Linked DNA regions of Mus musculus: region 2 is linked to region 1. The links are chromatin loops, found by intact Hi-C in ENCODE. Cell type or tissue: left cerebral cortex. All regions are shown on one strand. Each heading gives the region's core, and the rest is flanking DNA. Links, peaks and the distances in the headings are about the cores only.

Region 1 (5,458 bases), core at 1,542-4,041:
TAGTTTTTCATAATATGCGAACATCTGCCTCTCAAGGAAGTCAGGTTCATATGTGGCATGTGCCAGGATGGGCACTGAGGGTAAGTCTAGCTTTCTCTCGGGGGTAAACAAGCCTGTGGCTTGCTGTTCTTGCTTATAGCTAACCTGTGTTTTAAGTAAAAGTTGGCGGAGATGAATGTAAAACTGGAGGGTTTCGAACCTGAAAGGAACTGTGTTTCCTATCACCAGACAGAGACTAGGAGAAGGGCAAGTCTTAGGGAGGAACCAATGAAGAGAGATGATAACTTGAAATCAGTCAACTTCCCAGGACTTCAGCTTTTCAGAAAAGCACCTCAATGCCTGAGATAGGACCTCCCCCAATTCCTCTGTAATTCTGAAAGACCTGAGAACTAGAAGTATATGAAATTGCCTGTATGTGGCCCCATGTGCGTTCCCCCACTGTTGAGATTTTAAAATGTAAGGTCCCCGGAGGGATAACTGCCAAGCAGAGCCAAGATTACCTAGGGCCCTACTGTGTCAGGAACTACTGAATGCTACCTAGGAAGACAGGGGACCTGAGAGGAACTATAGCATCAATGTGCCAGGTTAAAGAGGGTCTGAAAGGAAATGAGTTTTCTCTCAGGTGTCTAAAACGCTGCTAAACTTCCAGTCGGCTCTACGGGCTTCTGGAACCTGAAGAAAGGCTTGATCTTGGGACAAGTGACCTTTGAAGGTGGGTTATCCAGTTCCTGATAAAAAGTGGAATTTGGACCCAAGTTGCCTAGGGTAGTTTCCCCACTCGAAAAAGAGTCCTGGCACCTTCCGCCCCTGAGCAATACTTACTTACCCTTTCTCCCGCTCTTCCTCGGTGAGAAGGGGTAAGTGGTAATATTGTACCCTCGCCCAATTTGGCCAAAATCCTAAAAGTAAAAATGACAGAGACAGGTCCTTTAAAATCCCGTGGCTCCAGCCTGAGCAGCTCCCACAAGCTGCTCACCACCCCAGGAGCAGCGCTCCCTCCCGGCCGCTCTGTGGGTCCCCCAGGGCGGGGAGAAGAGGTCGGCTACCCGCCCGGATCGGGGTTCGGGTTCCCTAACTGAGGGAGACAAGAGGACGAACTGAGGGGACAGCCGCGCGGCCTCACTGGAACACGCGCACGCACGCATGCTCGCTACCATCGCGCGGATAGCGGCCGAGCGGCTCCCCACCTCCCAGCAACGCCCACTCGACGGAGGAGAAGCCGGAGATAAGAGACCCTGCCGGGGACACAGAGGGTCTGCTTAAGCCCACCCGCGTGCCAAGCCGCCCGGACCCGCCGCCCCATTCCCCGCGCACCCGCTGCGCAGCTCAACCCAGGGGAAGTCCCCGCGGCACGCTCCGCCCTCCGCCGCGGCACGCCCCGCCCTCCGCCGCCGCTCGCCCCGCCCTTTGCCGCCGCTCGCCCAGACCCGACCCCCAGCTGGGCGGCAGCCGGAGACTCCGCCTACTACTACGGAAGTCCCGCCCCCGAAACGCGGCTCAAGGTGGATCCGCAGCCAGAATTGGGTTTACGTCAGATCAGGGGGCGGTACTGACCGTCTAGAGGTTCCAAGTGTTAGAAGCCTTAGGTCTAAGCCCTAGGTCGAAGCCTGGCATGGCTAAGAGGGCAAGGAAAAGCAGCAAGTTATCAGAAGCTATCTTCAGCTTCTTCCCTTAGACCAGGAACCCAGACTGGACTTCTTGTGTTGTTCTGTGGTTTTGTTATTGTTTTGTTTGCACATGGGTAACTTCGGGTTTGCTTCCTCTAGCAAGCCAAAAGAAAAAAATCCAGAACTTTTTTTTTTTTTTTTTTTTTTTTTGCTTCAGAGAAACTAGGGTTGTTTTTTTTAATATACTTAAGCTTTTGCTCGTTAATTGTAAAAAATCTTAACTGTGTAATTACAACCTAGAAAAACACTGTAACTAACAGAATATAGACAACAAAATTAATTTGCTTTTTCTAGCCCTCCTCAGTTGTATCTTTATCTTTTCTTGCTTTACCCTTTTAGATAATGCTGAACTATCATTCTCAAGTTTACATAGCGCATAATGTTCTGACACTCAGCATTCAAAATTAACTCTAAAGATGGGAGAGTGTAAGAGACTTAAATGGAGCCGAGCAGTGGTTGCACGTACCTTTAGTCATCACAGCACTGCTAAGGCAGAGGCAGGTGAAGCCAGCCTGCTAGCCTGATCTACAGAGCTAGTTCCAGGACAGCCAGGCCTACACAGAGTAAACCTCTCTCAAAAAAAAAGGGGCGGGGGGGGGGGAGAAGGGGGAAGACTTTAATGGGTTGATAGGCTGATAGTTAATAATTACAAAAGTCTGCCAAAGAAACATGATTGCTCTCCTGTATAGGATGTAGGTACAGTTATTCTTATCTAAAATATTTACTGCGAGGTAAGTTTGATTCTACCAGTGCTTTATCTTGGAGGCCGCCCCTGATGACAGAGCCTATTTACAAATTGGATTGGGCCCTAACAGTAAAGAGACTCCAAATTAAATAGATGTTTGTTCCAGTGAAGAACCAACAGTATGGGATGGCATGAACATACATAAACATCAAAGTTTCTAGAATCCATACAACCTAATCTAGGCCTAGAATATTTTCAGCATCCAAGATTTACTGCAGAATAAACTCACTATTTCTGGTTCTTTCTGAGCGATGGCTGGATGATTCAACTCAGCTGTTCTGGCTCAATTCTTCTCAATGGAAAATGATTCAGTCTGGTTTATCTTGGCTTTTCCTGAATGAATTACTCTACTTGGCCTCATTCTAACTTGGCAGGGTGTTCTAATCTCTGGTTCCTTCTCATTCCCTGGCTCCTTCACTTGTATCTAGCTTGTTCTCTCTCTCTGTGACCTGTCTCTGTACAACTGTCCAGCTAAAACTGCCTCCTTCCTTCCTCTTTGCCCTGCTCTCTTAAGTAGCTTCCCTTTCCTCTCTTTTCTCCTGAGGATTTGGCGTGTCCTAGTGTGTCAAATCTTTCTCTGATTTGTCACTTTGTCTGCCACTCAACTAGCTATCACTTTCAAACATGGGTGCTTCTTTCTACAAACTAACTTTACCTTCGTTGTTTGGGATTAAAGGTATGTACAAAGAGCATATCTCTATTCCAGCCAGAGGGACTAAAGGTATGTACTAAGGGCTAAGAACAACTAGAAATGGGATTTTTTCAGTAAATAACAGTCTTGGAATTCATCATGTAATAAAATGTCCTACCACAGTACTCTGTCTCAGAATGTTAATCAGAAGATTATACATATACTGGAGAATATGTGAGTATCCTGGAATATGTGGGTATCCTGGAATATGTGAGTATCCTGGAATATGTGGGTATCCTGGAATATGTGAGTATCCTGGAATATGTGGGTATCCTGAGATAGGTGGAAATTCTGCCCATTCGGTTCAATTTTACTCTCCACCTAAAACTGTTCCTTAAAAATAAAATTATATGGGCAGCAGTTAAGAGCACTGACTGCTCTTCCAGAGGCCCTGAGTTCAATTCCCAGCAACCACATGGTGGCTCACAACCATCAGTAATGGGATCCGATGTCCTCTTCTGGTGTTTCTGAAGATAGTTACAGTGTATTCATATACATAAAATAAATAAATCTTTTTAAAAAAATTATATTACTAAAAAGAAGCTAAGATTAAGTGTCTGAATGCTGTTTATTCTTCAAGGTCATTAAATTTGAAGCTCAAGTATTTAGCATCAATGCCATCAGAGGACCTGTATCATAGATTCCTAACTTAGATACACACTTAAATTATGGCTACAAATCATATTAATATTCAATGGGATATTGAACCAAAGTTAACTTGAAGTAATTAGGCTTTAAAATTCTATGGACCATTTCCTAGCCCACAAATAAAAGTAGAATGAGAGTAATTTCATCTGCTTGGGTATGGTGGGTAACCACACACCTGGAAGTATGAGGATCTGACCTCCGGAAATGACGAATCAGAGATGGCTTCTGACTCGTGGTTTGTGAATGTAAATGTAGCTTTTATTTTCTCAGGTTTGAAATGGGAGCCATATCCAAACTTTATGGTTTGGGCTAAGGCCAGAGTGATTCTATCTATCCCTAGGTCTGGATCTGGAAGCTTCTAGCCTCCATACAATCTAATCTTCTGCAGGTCTGGACCTTGAAGGCTCCAGCTTCCAGCCTCCATCTGCTAACCTAGGCCTAAAGTGTTTCAGCCTCCATGACTTACTGCTGAATAAACTCACTCTTTCTAGCTCTTTCTGAACTCTTGCTGGCTGGTCCAACTCAGCTGTTCTGGTTTAAACTCCGCTCCAATCTAACTGATTCAAATTGGCTCCTCTTGGCTTCTGACTGAATTGTACTGCTCTGAAATACTGCCTGTGAACTCCACACACTGAAGGACTGTGAACTCAACTGCTCTGCTCTGAACTGACCTCAACTGCACTCAAATGAAGTAACTCCACTGTACAGAACTGAACTGAACTGAATTAAACCAAACTGAACTGAACTCTACTCTCTCCCTGTGCAGCTCTTAAGTAACCTCTCTTTCCTGTCTGTTCTCATGGGCATATCCTACCTCTGACACATTCTGTCAAATCTTTCTCTGATTTTTCATTTTGTCTCAATTAGAGGTTATTGTTTAGAATTAATGGTGTGTACTAAAGATGTGTCTGTAGTCCAGCCAGAGGGATAACCAGTGTGTGACATGTCTGTATTCCAGTCAGATCATATTTTTGGATGTGATTCCTTACTAGAGCAGCTATGGTGCTAGATTAAAAATTCTCTACAATTGTCCATGTGCCATGAGGGGTTAAGGTTCAAGTTCACCTTGTACTGTGCCCTGCTGATCTTAGTAGGTCAAAACAGAGAATGAAGTTAATGCCTGAGTAAATCCAAAAACACTCAAGGACAGGTTTTTAAAATATACTATAGAGAGAAGATACCAACTTTTAGTATTAAGTGCATCACAAAGAGAGAATTTTAAAATCTGAAAACTTGAGTGAAGAATGGTGATGCACACTCCCAGCACTCAGGAAGCAGAGGCGGGCAGATCTCTGTGAGTTCAAGGCTACCTGGTCTACTGAGACTGTACTGGGACGCCCAGGACTACCAAGAGAAGCTCTGTCTGGGGGTGAGTGAGGAGCTGAAAAGTTCCTTCCAAGATGAACTCAAGGATGAAAGTTAAGATCAAATCATTTAATTAGATTTTTTTTCCAAGAGAGAACTGCCTTCAAATGCTTTGGGTAAGATGCTTTATTGAAGACAAGACAAATATCATGAAGTGATGAAAATTCACTTTCTCCAAATGAAGAGCTAAAAGTCAAAAGTGAGTGAAACAAGAAGAAAAACCTTCTGCATGTCACAGACACTGCAGTGGGAATGACCAAAGAAGGATTTTTAAAAAAAATTAATGCTATAATTAAACCTGAGACCCATAAGTTTTTAAACAAAATGACAGAGCCTAGAAAT
Region 2 (5,458 bases), core at 1,799-4,298, 800 kb after region 1:
AAATTCAAGTTGGAAGTGGTCAAAAAAAAAAATCATATTTTTTTTCTAGCTTCGTTACTGAAATATTCTCTCTCTCTCTCTCTCTCTCTCTCTCTCTCTCTCTCTCCCTCCCCCACCCCCCGCCCCCCATCTATCTCGTGTGAACTATAGAAGGAGTTCAGTGGGCAGAATGAGGTTTTAGAGAAGAAATTCAGTCAAAACAACTGAAAACAGGCAGCAGGGGAAATCAGCAGAAGGTGCCCTCTGCTGGCTGGGTATCAGTCCTTGAGCATTTGGTGGTCCTAAGTGAAAACCTGGACCAGAGGATTCTGGGAAACGGATGACTGCCAGCTCATTAAGGTTCATTAAATCAAAGTTCAGCTGGACAACGTGGAACACAAGGTTAACACTTCTGCTATCTCTAAAAAGCTCACGCACACGGATGGTGATTTGTAATTTCTAGAGTTTAAGTTGTGAACATAAATTGCGAGCTTTTTTAATATTTATTTATTTGCCATAAGGAATAGAGAGATGATGCAAACAGGGATTTTTGTCTTGAGGAAGTGGATAATTTCATGACATGATAGAAGTGTTCACAAATGAATGTAAAAGAAGCACTGTATGATATGGTAGGCTCTGAACAGGCTGTCCAAGAAAAGCCCCTGTGTACACATGAGTGGATACAAAAAGAACACACCCATCGCAAACTCTGGTAAGGCATCATTTTCAAAGTCTAGACGCTATTACACCTGGGTGATGGGGTTCACAGAGTAGCAAGTTACTGTTCTGTATATCAACTTATCTTGAGAATTAAGCTTGTGGTTATAAGGTGTGTCAACATGTATAGCTCTTTGCCTCACCTACTGAGAACCCTCACTTCATGTCAGATTTCAGGTGTGCCTGTCCAGACACAAGGGACTCAGTGGGGGCCTGTGTCCATGTCTGCGTCCCAGTTTGGTAGCCATGCTCTGTGCAGTTTACTTGTTCTTCAAGAGAACACAGAGTAAAGCAAACCTTGAACGTTGCTCTTCCAATCGAATCTTTGTGAACAGTCCATCTGTGATCGATCTGTAGGAACAGAGAGTGGCAGCAGAGCGTTACCAAGTCAAAGACTTGTGAGGACGAAGCTTCGTGAAGGTGATAGTGTTTGAGCTGGTCTTGATAGACAGAGATAATTCTTAAGATGAAGATGGGGGGTGGGTTAGGGCATTCATGAACAATGAAGTCAAAGTAACAAAAAGAGCCCTGTACTGGAAACGAAGACCAGTTGAGTTCAGGAGAAGAACAAGATATCTAGAAAGCAGTGAGAGAGGCTAGGTTAGGAGGACTGGCAGTCTGTGAGGTTCTGGAACAACTATAAACATAGGTGGATTAGTCAAACAAGACACTTGAGTAAATAATCAGCCTTCCTGGGCATGAAACATTGAAATGGGTGACCTGGTATGAACTGAAGCTATGTATGGCTAGAGATCAAGATACAGCCCTGAGTTTCATTTTAAAATCAATTGCTGGGGGGGGGGCACTATGAACAAACTGAATAAATTACGGTGAATAAATTACAGAATATGGGGGAAGATAATATATTAACTATTAAGAATATGGCAGTAAAGAAAAGGAGAGAAAAATTTAAGTTGGCTTAAGGTACAAGAGGGACATTAAGACGGAGAAAGACTTACTATCATCACTTGAAATAGAATGAAGCCGAGGTGAGAGGTGGAGTGCAGAGTGAGTCACTTGCACGAGTCAGTGAGTTTGTTCTGTCATATGGACAGTATAGGAACCTACTAGCAGCTCCTGAAAACAGGACTGGGTGTTGCGACACGGAAAACAGATCAACGGGAGCACCTTGAGAAAATAAACCCCTTTGCGACTGTTGATATAACTCATGTATGTTTTGCCAGCTGCGAACTTCTCATAAACTCTTATCCCAAACTGACCTCCAAACTGGCAGGTGGAATCAAGGTCACATCTTTGTAAGAAAATCTGAGACTGAATCATCAGTCTCGTTATTTGAGATATTAGTCTAGAATATGAGGTCCACGAACAATACAAGTTGAAGTAGCTGAAAGCATACTTTTTTTGGAGGGTGGGGAGCCCACGTCCCTAAACCCACAGGAGGGTATGGTTGTGCTTGGACAGGGGCCTCATATTAGCAGGGGAAAGGTTGTTACACGTGATCTTACAAGCTGACGTTCATCAAGCTGCATAACTGCCGCATGGCTCATCGCGGTGACTACCCGGGTGAATTCCAGGGCGGACGCCTCGTTGGGACGAGGTCACGACGCAATCGGACTGGGAGGAGCCCGGAGAAGGCCGCGCCCTCTCGCTAACTACATCTCCCAAAGCTCCACGCGGCCCTAAGGCATAGCAGCCCAGGCACCGAGGGCAGACTGAGGCTCTGGGAATGGGAGTCCGAATGCAGGCACCGCCCCAGTGGACGCCGCGGTGGGGAGATCTGCAGCGATTGGCCAGCGAGCGATGGAGGCCCGCCCACGCATGGTGACGACAAGCCGCCGTCTGGCTACTTAAGGCGTCGTGGTCTGGCCACCCCGCCTTCGCTCCCGCGCTAGAGAGAAACATGTATCGTTTCCGCTCGCAGCTCTTCACGGGGATTTCTGCTGCTGCTGCTGCCGCTTCTCACCCGCGCCGCTCCTCGCCTCTCTTGTTAGCCCGAGACTCGCCTCTCAGCCGCCCGCCGCACAGACGCACGAGTAGACAGTGCAGCTCCATCGGCTGATCCTCGCTGAGCTCCAAGTGTAGGCGGCACCGGGCGGCCCACGATGCCGAAGAACAAGAAGCGGAACGCTCCCCACCGCGGTGGCGGGGGTGGCGGCGGCTCCGGGGCAGCGACGTCGGCGGCCACGGCAGGTGAGGGGTGTCCCCACGCCCGGGAGCCGGCTGGCCGGCCGAACGGGAGACCCCGGCCTGGGGCGCGGTGGGACTTGTAGTTCGGTCTTCGCTTCGGACGCCCAAGTCTGCATAGCGCGTGGTACGGCTGAACTGCAGTTCCCATCATGCCCTGGGACTCGCGCTTCTTGAGCTGGCACGCGGGAGCAGTGCTGGAGCTCCGGCCCTGGGGGCGGGGAGAACTGGGACCTTGGGCCGGAGGGAGAGTCAGAATAAGGGTGACCAGGACTTGGCGTTCTTCCTAGACGTCGCTGCCTGCTGTCCGGTTCTTTATCGAGCTAGAGATGGGGCGGAGCGCCGGTGGCTTGCCGCTGTTGCGCTGCCTGTGGCGCTCCCTCCAACATGGAGTTCTCGGGAGTGTCAAACGTCCAGCGGGCTTGGACCGGCTTTTGCGTCACGAGGCCTGAGCTTTGCGTGATGGGGCCAGGGTGACGCAGAGGCACGAGTGGCTTCCATCCCGCTGTTTTCCTGCGCGTCTCGCAGGTCCTCTAAGGCGGGGTAGAGGCGTCGGAAGCCATGGCCACCGCCCCACCCTTAGCGTGGCTTCCACTCCTAACCCGGTACCTGCAGAAACCGGGAGCCCCCGCAGCCCTTGTGCTGCCAGCCTAGCGACCGCGTTCTCCTTTGTGCTGCATTCTATAGGTTCCATGCAGTGATAAGAGGTGGTGAGAAGCCGAGGTTGCAATTGGCTGGAAAGTTAGGGATAAGTTTTTTTTTTTTTTCCTTCCATGCTAAGACAAAGCTTTTTCTGGATGGTTAATTGCTGAACTGAATGTACGATTCTCTTAACATATGGTTGAGAAGAAAAAAAAATGATTGCAGCCGAAGGTCCCTTCTACAAGACTGCACACAAGACATAAGTCGAGTAGTATTGAAATGGGTAGTCATCTCACTAAGTAATTGTTAAGATTATGGAGTTGAATATTGGAATGCCCCCAGTCGTTCCACACCAAGATAATAGCCATTAGGTATTTGTTGACCTAGCTACTACTCTTTGATCATTCGAATGATATTAGAAAAGTAAATGACCAGTTTTCATGTTAAATATTGGAGACTGGCAATGCAAAAGTTTTCCTCCAGGGTCTGGAGAGCTGAAAGCTCTTGATCATGTGTTAGGTGATAACTGGCTGGGTATGGACTATTACAAATAGAAATGTATCTTTAGATATTTTTTCCCTTTCTCCTGAATGCGTGGTGAAATTCATTGTGAAGTTATGAAATACTGTTCATGTAACCTAGTTGTGGTTGAATCAAGGCTCCTGCTACTTCTGTTTAAGCTTTCCCTCCTGAATAAATACCGGAGTTCTTTCATAAAGTCTTACTAGTCTTATTAAAGTTTTCATTTTAAAAAGATGAAAACAATGGAGAAACACTGACAATTTGGAAACAGATGTTAACAGAGGTCTCCACCTCACAGACACCCTTCCTTTCTGTAGTTTCCTGACAAGTATTGTTCTTTTCTTAGGACAGACACATTTTGCCTCAAGGTGTATTGACCTGCCCTCAGACTGCATCAGTGCTGTCTTTTAAATTCTTTTTCATAGAAAAGATACGAGTTTAAACACTGCATTTTAGCATATGTAATGTAAACACTTGAAGCATCTATAAAAGGAAAGTAATTGATTTGGTTGTTGAAACTGCAAGCTTTGATATTGTTACCATAAAAGCTACCTCTAGCAAGTGGGACTGGATGAGAATGCTTTTCTGTAATTTTCTACTTGAGCCACGTGTGTTTTACTTCCTAAATAGTTGAGTCCGAAAGGAAGTTAGCAAAAATTTTACTTAGAAACCACTTTTTCTATTGAAGTTTGGATGACAGGGAGAATAAATCTGATTTAAGTGAATCTCTAGGGTCTTGGATTTTTATTTATATTCTTTGTAAGTAATTGGAGAGTTGTAGGAAACCAAGAAAATTGATCTCACATGCATGGATAAGTTTACACAGCAGTGTTCTGATCTGAGGAGTGGATTTTCACGTTTTATGTTTTCTTTTTTGTTTTTCTCATTTTGTTTATTATGACAGTCTCAGTCTGTAGCCTGCTCTGGAATTCACTGTAGCATCAGCTGTTCTCAAACAAAGGCAGCTTCTTGTCTTAGACTTCTGATTGCTGGAATAGCAGACGTAAAGCCACAGATTTAGCAGGAAAGACAGGGTTTTTAAGGAAAAAAGTTTGTATAGTAAGACTCTGAGAAATAAGGAGGACTTCACATATGTAGAGTGCCTGCTCGTTATTAGCTCAGGATTACAAGGTAAGCTTGACCTAGATGTTAGACATTCTTACGAGATGAATTTCCTTGCTTTAAGAGTGCATTTACTTATTTGTGCGTGAATGTGAGCACACCAAGACATGGATAGGGAAGTCAGAGCACAGTTTCTGTGTGGATCTTGGGGCTTGATGAACTCAGGCCAACAGCTTGGCAGCAGGCACCTTTTCCACTGAGGCGTCCTGCCAGTCAGTCATTCCTTGCCCTTTCAAACCCCTTCCTGGAATCATGAAGAAACCAAACCAGTTAGTTAAGAGACAGAAGCTTAAAGTTGTGTACAAATAATCTTAAACACAGGCCACATATG

The links. Peaks named below come from ENCODE experiments on the same cell type or tissue, not always from the same donor. Only the 100,000 strongest peaks of a DNase experiment are listed, where the experiment ranks them.
Region 2: it touches region 1 in a loop (3-fold over the local background); 7 of 42 quality-filtered maps call a loop at or near these places.

What each region holds. Positions count from the first base shown.
Region 1 is chr12:41,020,002-41,025,459 of GRCm38, reverse strand. It overlaps Immp2l (IMP2 inner mitochondrial membrane peptidase-like (S. cerevisiae)), which reads right to left and starts at 1,370. Exons shown (of 7, transcript NM_053122.4): 1 at 1,315-1,370; 2 at 827-899. It also overlaps the pseudogene Gm18954. In left cerebral cortex, for the core only: no CTCF peak of the experiment used is centred there; DNase peaks (open chromatin) are centred at 2,151 and 2,719; H3K4me3 peaks cover 236 bases.
Region 2 is chr12:40,220,258-40,225,715 of GRCm38, reverse strand. It overlaps Ifrd1 (interferon-related developmental regulator 1), which reads left to right and starts at 2,527. Exons shown (of 12, transcript NM_013562.2): 1 at 2,527-2,847. The coding sequence starts at 2,760. Mir1938 (microRNA 1938) reads left to right here and starts at 2,905; the gene lies at 2,905-3,004. It overlaps Gm7008 (predicted gene 7008), which reads right to left and starts at 2,352. Exons shown (of 3, transcript NR_045157.1): 1 at 2,163-2,352; 2 at 994-1,047. In left cerebral cortex, for the core only: CTCF peaks have their summits at 3,000 and 3,994; DNase peaks (open chromatin) are centred at 2,393 and 2,981; H3K4me3 peaks cover 2,500 bases; H3K27ac peaks cover 2,120 bases.